3 separate regions of the Homo sapiens genome follow, and all the other regions are linked to region 2. A link is a contact called in ENCODE Hi-C or POLR2A ChIA-PET data. All regions are on one chromosome and are shown on one strand. Each heading gives the region's core, a stretch centred on a gene start or an enhancer-like site at or near the end of the contact. The rest is flanking DNA. Distances are from core to core; before and after follow the strand shown.

The links. A loop is a pair of places that touch in the nucleus more often than their neighbours do. ChIA-PET counts read pairs that join two places held with the same protein, here RNA polymerase II (POLR2A). Pooled maps may share reads with other maps.
Region 1: POLR2A ChIA-PET joins it to region 2 with 11 read pairs in activated CD4-positive, alpha-beta T cell. The contact joins two enhancer-like sites. A Hi-C loop is called at or near these places in 2 of 168 maps with a recorded cell type or tissue (PC-3 and endothelial cell of umbilical vein) and 1 of 50 pooled maps. POLR2A ChIA-PET finds 5 or more read pairs at or near these places in 2 of 52 experiments (AG04450 and activated CD4-positive, alpha-beta T cell).
Region 3: a loop to region 2 is called in a map of A673, with 2.9 times the contacts of the local background. The contact joins two enhancer-like sites. A Hi-C loop is called at or near these places in 2 of 168 maps with a recorded cell type or tissue (A673 and endothelial cell of umbilical vein), 1 of 37 single-sample maps with no recorded cell type and 2 of 50 pooled maps. POLR2A ChIA-PET finds 5 or more read pairs at or near these places in 3 of 52 experiments (CD8-positive, alpha-beta memory T cell, GM12878 and activated CD8-positive, alpha-beta memory T cell).

The regions. Positions count from the first base shown.
Region 1 is chr13:43,259,604-43,262,742 of GRCh38, forward strand. All of the region lies in intron 14 of ENOX1 (ecto-NOX disulfide-thiol exchanger 1), which reads right to left. Among named protein-coding and RNA genes, the nearest start is that of LINC00400, 150 kb to the left of the region's middle. Within about 2 kb of position 1,553, at least 3 of the 41 ENCODE cell types and tissues checked have a DNase peak (open chromatin) inside an H3K27ac peak, as active enhancers do.
Region 2 is chr13:43,301,856-43,304,956 of GRCh38, forward strand. The region is part of intron 11 of ENOX1 (ecto-NOX disulfide-thiol exchanger 1); the gene reads right to left. Among named protein-coding and RNA genes, the nearest start is that of ENOX1-AS2, 150 kb to the right of the region's middle. RefSeq lists an enhancer at 1,422-1,651. Within about 2 kb of position 1,261, at least 10 of the 41 ENCODE cell types and tissues checked have a DNase peak (open chromatin) inside an H3K27ac peak, as active enhancers do.
Region 3 is chr13:43,356,509-43,359,905 of GRCh38, forward strand. ENOX1 (ecto-NOX disulfide-thiol exchanger 1) reads right to left here. Exons shown (of 17, transcript NM_001347969.2): 7 at 3,343-3,397. Among named protein-coding and RNA genes, the nearest start is that of ENOX1-AS2, 91 kb to the right of the region's middle. RefSeq lists an enhancer at 3,003-3,397. Within about 2 kb of position 1,383, at least 3 of the 41 ENCODE cell types and tissues checked have a DNase peak (open chromatin) inside an H3K27ac peak, as active enhancers do.

The sequences.
Region 1 (3,139 bases), core at 303-2,802, 42 kb before region 2:
AGCTGGGATTTACAGGCATGTGCCACTATGCCCAGCTAATTTTTGTATTTTTAGTAGAGACAGGGTTTCACCATCTTGGCCAGGCTAGTCTTAAACTCCTGACCTCGTGATCCACCCACCTCGGCCTCCCAAAGTGCTGGGATTACAGGTGTGAGCCACCGTGCCCGGCCTTATTTTCCTTTTGATAGAGCTGTGGGTTGGGGTGAGGAAGGTGTGAAACCTTATATTTGTCCCTTTCTGCTTTGTCTGCTCCTCTCCCAGTTCAAGATCGGGGCCCCTAAGACCAAGCAGCAAGTTCTGGGAAGAAAGAATCCAGCCTGAGTTGTTTTTTACCTTTAGAAGATACGGTCCCATTCTTTCGTACAGGTTGTCTTTTTCTTTTTTGCCTTGTTTGGTACATCAGTATGTATTCTCTCTCACGCCTCCCTGCCTAAAGGGTGGAAGCTACATTCAGAAACTGAGCAGAGGACTCAGCACATGCAGAGGTTCCCTCACATACATCATTAAAATACATGGTTAATGATAGCCTTCTGCTGTGCTGTACTAAACTTGAAGAATGTTCTTTGCACATATCTCTTCCATACGCTCCTAACGTCTTTACTCTGACAGACTTAAAGACAGCTCTGAGGATTTACTTTCTTAAGGAGGTGACGTGAAAAACTGAAAAGTCTTTTTTCTTTTGTGTTTTTGTTTCACTGGTGAATGGGAAGGTGTTCTGTTTGACAGTGGCAACCTTCAGCATCACCAATTAAACCTCTTTACAAATTGCAAATGATTTCTTTAACCCCAGTGTGGGAGTGTGAATTGAGCAAATAGAGGAATGTGAGGTAGCAACTTTACTATAACAGAAACAAGGACAGGAGGAGAGAAAATTCATGGAAAGCTTTTAGATCAAATTGTTTTAAACATTGCTGGCTGAAGCTGTCACTGCATTTCATTCCTCCTACCTGATCCTACAGTTCTCCCTCCTCATCCTTCCCCTCCACCAGACACACACATGCAAGGATCATAGGTGGCGATCCTGCTGGGAAGAAGGTCATCAAAAAAGATGCAAGATAAGAACATGATATATATACATATATATTTACAATTTAAGATGTTGATATCTGTTATACATAATTACCAGGGACCAGGTTATTCAGCAGTCCTAGGAACGTGGAGATAGCTCAGAGACAGAGATGAAAAGAAAATTTATAGGTTTGCTTTCCAGGAAAGAAAATTGGGTCTGAAACAACTGAAATCCTTAAAGAAACTGGAATAAAGGTTAGTTTTAAATTTGGTTACACTTAAATGGTTGACTTGCCTATCTGTCGTTAATATATCCAGTTCCAACTACAAAGAGAAAACAACCAGCAGGCATGAGCGTGAACTGCACAAGTCCTCTTGGAGAACAAGGCCTTTGCAGTTGACGTCAGTTTCTGGCCCTAACAGTTTTAAATCTGCTTTCAGAAAACTTCTCCTGGGCATGCATTCGCAGATGATCTTGTGATAAGGGGCAAGGGTTGGGCTTTTTAAGGGTGTGTCTGTTTTGAGACCTCAAGCATGCTGGACAATGTGTTGGTCAGATCCTGGTGGTACACAGTAGAACGTAAAAACAACAGAAAAGTAATACTAACAGACCATGAGCTAGATGAGTCTTGAGACTAAGACAAATGAGGAAATACAAGACTCTACGTATCCTTTAGTGGATTCCTTCAGGACGACTAATAGATACTATAAGGGTGCAGCAGCTGCACCAACATTCTGAATGCCAGGCAATTCCAGAAGTTTGAAGCTCCCTGTCAGACTCCACCACACAGCTATTAATATACAGAATCCCCCAGAAACAAATATGAGATGCAACCAAGATTTATGGATATGTTAATTACAGATTTATAATAGCAAAAACAGGAAGTTAAATGCCTGACACACAGGCGTGTGGTTCAATTATTTCACATCTACATTATACAGCCGTTAAAAATCATGTCTTTGACTTGGAACCAACCCAAATGTCCAACAACGATAGACTGGATTAAGAAAATGTGGCACATATACACCATGGAATACTATGCAGCCATAAAAAATGATGAGTTCATGTCCTTTGTAGGGACATGGATGAAATTGGAAATCATCATTCTCAGTAAACTATCACAAGAACAAAAAACCAAACACTGCATATTCTCACTCATAGATGGGAATTGAACAATGAGATCACATGGACACAGGAAGGGGAATATCACACTCTGGGGACTGTTGTGGGGTGGGGGGAGGGGGGAGGGATAGCATTGGGAGATATACCTAAGGCTAGATGACGAGTTAGTGGGTGCAGCGCACCAGCATGGCACATGTATACATATGTAACTAACCTGCACAATGTGCACATGTACCCTAAAACTTAAAGTATAATAAAAAAAAAATCATGTCTTTGAGGAACATTTGGTGACAAGAAAAATATTTATAATAATATAATGAAAAATCAAAAAGGTACAAAACTGAAGACAAGATGATAGTATTTATTTATTCATTTATTTATGGGCTTTTCCCTCTGGTCATATACATGACTGGAAAAAACTAAAATAAAGCGTTAATGGTGGTTATCTCTGAGTAATGAGATACCAAGATTTTTTTTCCTTACCCCTATATTCTTTTCTTTCTATAATTTGCAAGCTTCAAACATACTTTTGCTTTTTACTTTTATAATAAAACATAGTGGTTTTAAAAACACAATTGTCAGCTCTCACAAGAACACCCAGCTAAGTTGGCACCAGTCCACTGTATAATTGTTATTAATAAATGATAATGCATGAAATTCCTGCCCCCAGATATAAATAATTATAATGAAAAATAATTTATTTGTCTCAGACAATAGCCTTTGGTCCAGAGGCTTTAAACCTTGTGTTCTGCCTTAAAATTCATCCTGCCAAAAGTCCTGTCTGCTATATTAAATACTTTGTTATTTGTTGAGACAGGGTCTCGCTCTGTCACCTACGTTGGAGTGCAGTGGTGTGATCTCGGCTCACTGCAACCTCTGCCTCCTGGGCTCAAGTGATCCTCCTGCTTCAGCCTCCCAAGTAGCTGGGACTACAGGTGCGCCATGTTGCCCAGTCTGGTCTTGAACTCCTAGGCTCAAGAGATCCGCCCACCTCGGCCTCCCAAAGTG
Region 2 (3,101 bases), core at 11-2,510:
ATATTATGTTTCTTGGGCCAGAGCGCTAACAGAAAAAAAATCCTAATAATTTCTGACTTAATATAACTTCTCAGTATATTAAAAATTCAGAAATTGGAAAGGGAAACTTTTTATTTCTCTCTCTTCTCTTTCTTTCTTTCTGGAATACTGTACTAAATTAAAGAGTTTTGAAAAAATGTGTCATCAAGCTTCCATAATAAAATTTACCTTATGAGACTGCACAATGAATCCACTATCCAAATAAGTATAAGGATTAAAAAAAAAAAAAGTACAGTGTGCATCTTTCGGTAGGAATTCCTAAGGAGTGCACCGAGTGCCAATAAATGGAATATGTAAGAGACACCCCATGTGGATTACCAATTTCCGATAATAAAAAAAGAATAGAATTAGACACCTTAAATGTCAACCGGACTGAATGTGATTAAATATTTTGTTGGTGATTTTAAAGGCACTGCTGAATCTAGTGGTGCCTCTGGATTACCATCAATTAATTCACCAGCCACCCATTTATGTATTTATTAAGAAAACATGGTGAGGAGCTGTAGCATTCACAAGAAGCTTAAGGCCAGCACAGTCACCCATTTCTAGTTACTCAGTAATTTAGAAAAATTCTGAATACTGGAATTTTCTGATTGGATCAAAAATGAAATAATAAAATTGGAAAAATTTTGCTAGGCAAGATTGTTATACTTCAAAACTTAGCACTAGACTAAAAAATGACCAAAGTGACACTAATGTATGAAAATCAATCCAAAGGTTGAACGGCACTGCTGAAGAAAAGGCTTAAAGGTATTGCGGCATCTTGTTATATTCTTTACTAGATTCTATATAAACCATTATTCTTTATATTAATTATGGTCAAAGTGACCTCCTCTTCTGTCTCCTGTCTTACTGTGTTTCCATGGGAACAGATAATGCCATGCTTAACTTCTTTAAGTAAATAATCTGGAGAAAGCCTTGAAATCTCTTTTACCAGCCTGAGCCAGCCTCAGAAAAATAGTTAGCAATATATGAAAAATGTAAGTTGTTTTGGGTTATGTCCCAGTAAGCTGACAGTCTGTTAATATCTTTTTCATGCTCAGGCAAGATGTAACTAAATAATAAAACATTTTAACATATCGTTTCTAACAATATCTGTGTTTCTCCAGAACTCTTAGTCTTTGTGTGTTTGGGGAACTCTGTGTTTAACATTCCCCCTCCACTTTGCCAGATGTCCTCCTGAAATGCTGGAAGGACGCTGCTGAACTGTAGATTTCCTTCCCACATGCAAAGAAAGTCTTTTTCAAGAATTTCATTGGCTGCTACCCAGGAAGGCAGTTGTACCGATAGCCCCTGAACACAGGAGGGCAGAGGCAGGCTGGCCTGGCAAATGTCACCACAATATCTGTGTGCCTTCAACGGCTGCCTCCTCAGCCACGATCCTGCCTCCTGCTCCACTAGGAAAGGGAGCTGTAGTTATGGCCCAGTGACAGGGACTCTCTCCAGCTTCTATCTGCTTCTCTGCATTCTGAATCTTCTTGTGAGGTGCCTTGAGGCCTTTAGAAGCTATTCTGTGGCAGAGACATTATCACGCTGTGTACTCAAACTCATGCTTCTCTTTGTATAGAGCAGTGTTGCTCCTGAGAGGTGACTGCCCTAGAGGGTGCCATGTGAGCAGTCTCATCAATGGAGTGTGAGGGGGAGTGAGGATGCCTTCTGCACAGTCCCTCAGTCTCTGCCTGCTGCTGGAATAGGCTTGGGTCTCTGAGTCACCACATGGAGGAAAGGTGCCCACAGGCCCAGAATATCTGCCTTGGACTGTTGTGTGCCCAAAAAGTAACACTTTTTTTTTTGGTTAGGCCATCTTTATACAGCAGCTGGTGTTACTCTAACCCAGTGTTCTCCAAACATTGGCCTGCATTACAAGCTCCTGGCGGGCATATTAAAACACACTTTTCTGGGCCCTACCCTCAGTTTCCAGTTCAGTTTGTCTGGGAGGAAGCCCAAGAATTAGCATTCTTCCAAGTCCCCCAGGTGGTGCTGATGCTGCTGGTGCAGAGACCACACTTTGAGAGCCACTGCTCAGACCGCTGCTCATTCTATCCCGATTCCTAAACTGGGGTTGTGGTTGGCTTGTTTGGAGAAATGCTTCTGAAAGAACCACATGCTTGGCTTGTCATTCTGGTTTTATTCCTTGATCTCCTTTTGTATGAGCCCCGACTCCATGTTCTGCACCTGGGAAGGCAGCCCTGTTGCATCCCTGTGCCCAGGTCCCATGAGCTCAGCTTGCCCCGTGCCCTGGCTATCTCCTATGGAAGATTTGGGCAAAAGGCACAGTCACTATTCTGCTTTCTTCAAATAACAGTAGCAGTAATGGGAATAGCAACAGTGGTAGTGACAGCTAATGATTTTTATGTGCCAGGCACTGAGGTAAGCATATTCTTTACACAGTATCCTTTCACCATCATGAAAACATGATACAGTCAATATGATTATTATTTCTATTTTCCAGATGATGGAAGTGAGTTTATGGGAGACAGAGGTTGCTGGTTGGAGGTAAAAGGTGTGGCTCTAGGACTATATTCCTCCATGTAATGCCACCAGGCTAGCTTAGCTCCATGTAAGTGCCGCCCATCCCAGAGAAAGGAGTAAACCAGGGACCCTACTGTAGTGGCTAGTTTGCTCCTAACAGAAGTAAAACATTCAATTTCTGGCTCTATCTGGGGAGTGTTCTGCTGGAGAGAGACTCTGCTATGAAAGCAGAGAGGATGATCCTGTTTTAAAATAAACATGCAGGTATTTTCTGCAGGACAAACTTGGGGATGATTTATGGAGAAGTTAAACTCACTCTTCAGGAAATCTTGAGGCCTGGCTGGAACCACTTAGGGATCCTACTTTCTGCCCTGTGTCCCTCTCCTCTCAAACGGCCACACTGATACCCACTAATCCCAGAGCTCAAGAGCCTGAGTTGCTAATAATGCTTTATTGAGAGAGTTTTGTCCATAGACCCATGCTGATCTCAGGATTCCCAAAGATCCAGTATGAGACTATTCACCCCATCCATCTGAACTCACCTATGTTTGATTTTTAAGGTGTCTGTGCCTTCAGTTAGAATAAAGGTG
Region 3 (3,397 bases), core at 133-2,632, 55 kb after region 2:
GGAGCATTTTTTTTCTCTACCTTTTTATGGCCTTGGTTTTATTATATTTTCAGCTTACTATAATTCTACTGTATAGGTGAAATATGAGTAAATAAAGAGCATCTATGATATTTAAAAAGATCTACAAAGTGAATTCCAGACACCTCACTCACAGGTTATTGCTACATTCCCCCAGAAAATGCTGCTGCTCAATTCTCTCTCAGCAGCTGCAAAAGCCACAATTACCAAGGCAATTTTGCAATGCTGTTTTATTTCCACTTATCCTCTGGGGTGCGCAGGAGAATATTTTACCTTCGATCAAGAGGCCTCGCCGCTGCCTGCCTCACAGCCCTGCAGCACCTCATCTGGTATGCAGCACCACACAAATTGTTCATGTAATATTTTAAGGCCACAGCAGCCCCGTGCAAGAGCCCAGAGCTAGACAAAGAAAAAAATGGGCCTGGAAATCTTTGGGGGATTCACTGTGAGCTACCCAACTTAGATAAAGATTATGAGCAGAAATTTGATCTGAGAGATCAACACTAACAGAACTGAAACCAGTCAGCCGGCCTAACTTCAAATGAAGAAGAGTTGACTTTGAGGTTGCTCTTCAGTTTGGGGTACTCAGATTTTCAGAACATAAATCCAGGTCCCAGCAGAGACACAGCTGCTGGGGGCTGCCAGAGGAGAGAGCAACATAAGCACTTTTCCAGTATGGGGGCTTTGCAAATGAGATACAACTGTAAAATGCTAGGCTGCACTGTGCTGATGTTCAAGATCTCATGGTAGATTTCAATGGATTATTTTAGCACTTGGGGATAAACCTCAGCTGAAAATCTCTGTAGAGGCTGGCTCCTCCCCAGGATGCCACTTCACACCTTTGAAAAGTTACAAATAAGATATTGACTTCACATCTGGTTTCTGTGATGCCTTGGAACCCTTCTCACTGCTAGATTTTCAAGTGTTATCTGAAAATGGGAAGACATAACAATACCAATCAAAAACAAAAACATCTAATCACAGATGTGCAGAATTAATGCAAAAGCAAAATGTATCTTGGTTGTGGGCCATGGGAACTTAACAAGTCAGCAGGCCACAGTGATACACGCATAACAGCTGAGCAGGCAGGACTGTTTAAACTGGCCAGCTATCCCAACTGGCCAAGCACCTTTCCCCTGCTCATGTCCAGAGAAGCAGTTTTCAAACATTTCTGGCTCCAGAAACACCCTCACTTTCACAGAAACATCATCATTAAGGACTTAAAAGAGACCCTGATGAGGCTGAGTCTAAAATTAGCTAGGCCTTCAAACGTGAATGTGGTCCTAAAATTAGACAGGCCTTCCAGCTGGGCTTGGGCTTGGGCTTGCTGGAGCCCACAAACAGGAGGGGCCGCCTGACTTCCTTCCTGCCTTTCCAGTTAATTGGCCTTGCAGATCTTCCTGGGACTGACGCTGCAGCCTCTCAAGGGCAGGGAGGCAGAGTTAGGAGGCTCCTCTGCACCCAGGTAGGGAAGCTGGAGGTGAGGCCTAGCTGTCTTCTCCTCCTACAGTAATGGGGCAGACCAAGGAGCAATCAGAGACTTGCTGAGAGAAGCGGGACCAGCACCCAGGCTGGAAAATCATAGGATCAAGGTATAATCAAGGAGCACCTTTCATATGCCTAAATTTGGGACTGTTCATCTTTGTCAGTGTCTTATGAGGCTTCTGATTGGGTGTGAACATTGTGTTGTATTAGTGTTGAAAAGGGCCTCTGATTTACTCTAACCTTCTCATTTAATCAAGTAGGGTAAAGAATACAGTTGACCTGTGAGCATGGGTTTAATCTGTGCAGGTCCACTTATAGGTGGATTTTTTTCCAACCAAATGTGTATCCAAAACACAGCATTCGAGGGATGTGAAACCCACATATTTGGAGGGCTGACTTTTCATATACATGAGGGTTCTGCAGGATATACATGGGGCGGGGGCGGGGGGTCCTGGAACCAATCCTCCAAGTGTACTGAGGGATGACTGCAGTTTTCTTGGTACAGCTGTGATTAGAAGCCAGGTCCCCAGGATAGGGTTCTTGAGATAGAAAAATCCGTCCTTCTTTATCATCATCAGGATATTTGTGTTAAAAACAACCATTTCCTGAATGGTTTCTATGTTGCAGGTGCCCTGCTAAGCACTTAATATCCATTATTTGATTTATTCCTCCTCACAGTCCTACGAGGTCATGCTGTTACTATCTTTATTTTATAGATGAGAAAATGGAGGCAGGCTCTAGGCCGTGAAACCCAGTGCCACAAACTCACCAGAACCCCCGTTGTCTAACAGCGGATTGTGTGTTATGAAATGTCTTCATTCTAGGCTTTGTCTTCCTTCTCCATTTTGTATTGCTTTTAGTTTTTATTTTCTACTTTGTAAGGTTTTACTGAAATAAGGGGTTTTAAAGTTCTCCATATCACTGTCTACCTTAGGAAAGTCTCTGCAGTATTGGAATAACCTCAAGTCTTCTGGAGTTTGCACAGAATTTCGTGGCAATAGAGGTGGACTGCAGAAATTAAGTAAAACCTGGCAGGAATGCTCAGATAGGTCCCCCTGCCCCTCCCCACCCCCACCCGCTACTGTTTTCCCACATTCCCCCATCAGCTTTGCCTCAGGAATAGGGAGGTGAAATGCAGAGGGACAGACTGAAAAATGGAGGTGGGGAGTGTGAGGGAAGGGCAGTGAGTTCAGTCTGAGAATGTGTCCTTCCAAAGCCAGCCCCTAATTCTTGGGTTTGGCAAAGGCCTTGCGGACAGACTCCATTCACTTGGCCCAATACCCACAGATGGGAAGGCAGCACTAGGCCTAATCTCAGTATCTGTAAAAATCGCCTATAAAAATTGACACCAGAGGACAAGGCTTAATGAACCACCAACGAGGCAATGATACTGGGCCTTCTCCTAGGGCCCCTAAGCTACTTTCCTGCAAGGAACTGACCTTGCTTTGGTACCTTGGTGTCCAGAAAGTGAATCCACTTCCAAAAACCTGAAATTATTCTGAGAGAGTACTTTACTCCTCCTAAGGATTACATCCAGTAAGAATAATGGTCCTTAGTACTCATAATATTGCTTCTCATCTAATAAGCACTTGAGAACATTAATTAGAAACTCGATGGAATTCCTAAAGACTGGATGGTGGGAAATTGCTCCTGCAGTGAAGTACCTTCACAGGCTTAGCGCAGAGCTTCTGGCAGCCAAGGAAGAAGGCAGAATTCCTCCTTTTCCAGCCCCAAACTATGAAGACTTTATTTTGCATGAAGGCCAAAGGGAATAAGCTCATATTAACATCACAAAACATAACAAAATGCCTAGAAAACTCCTTATGTAATGCAAAGTACCAGAAAGGTAAATGGCTTTATCAACCATGAATTCCTCTGCAAAGCGAATGTGACA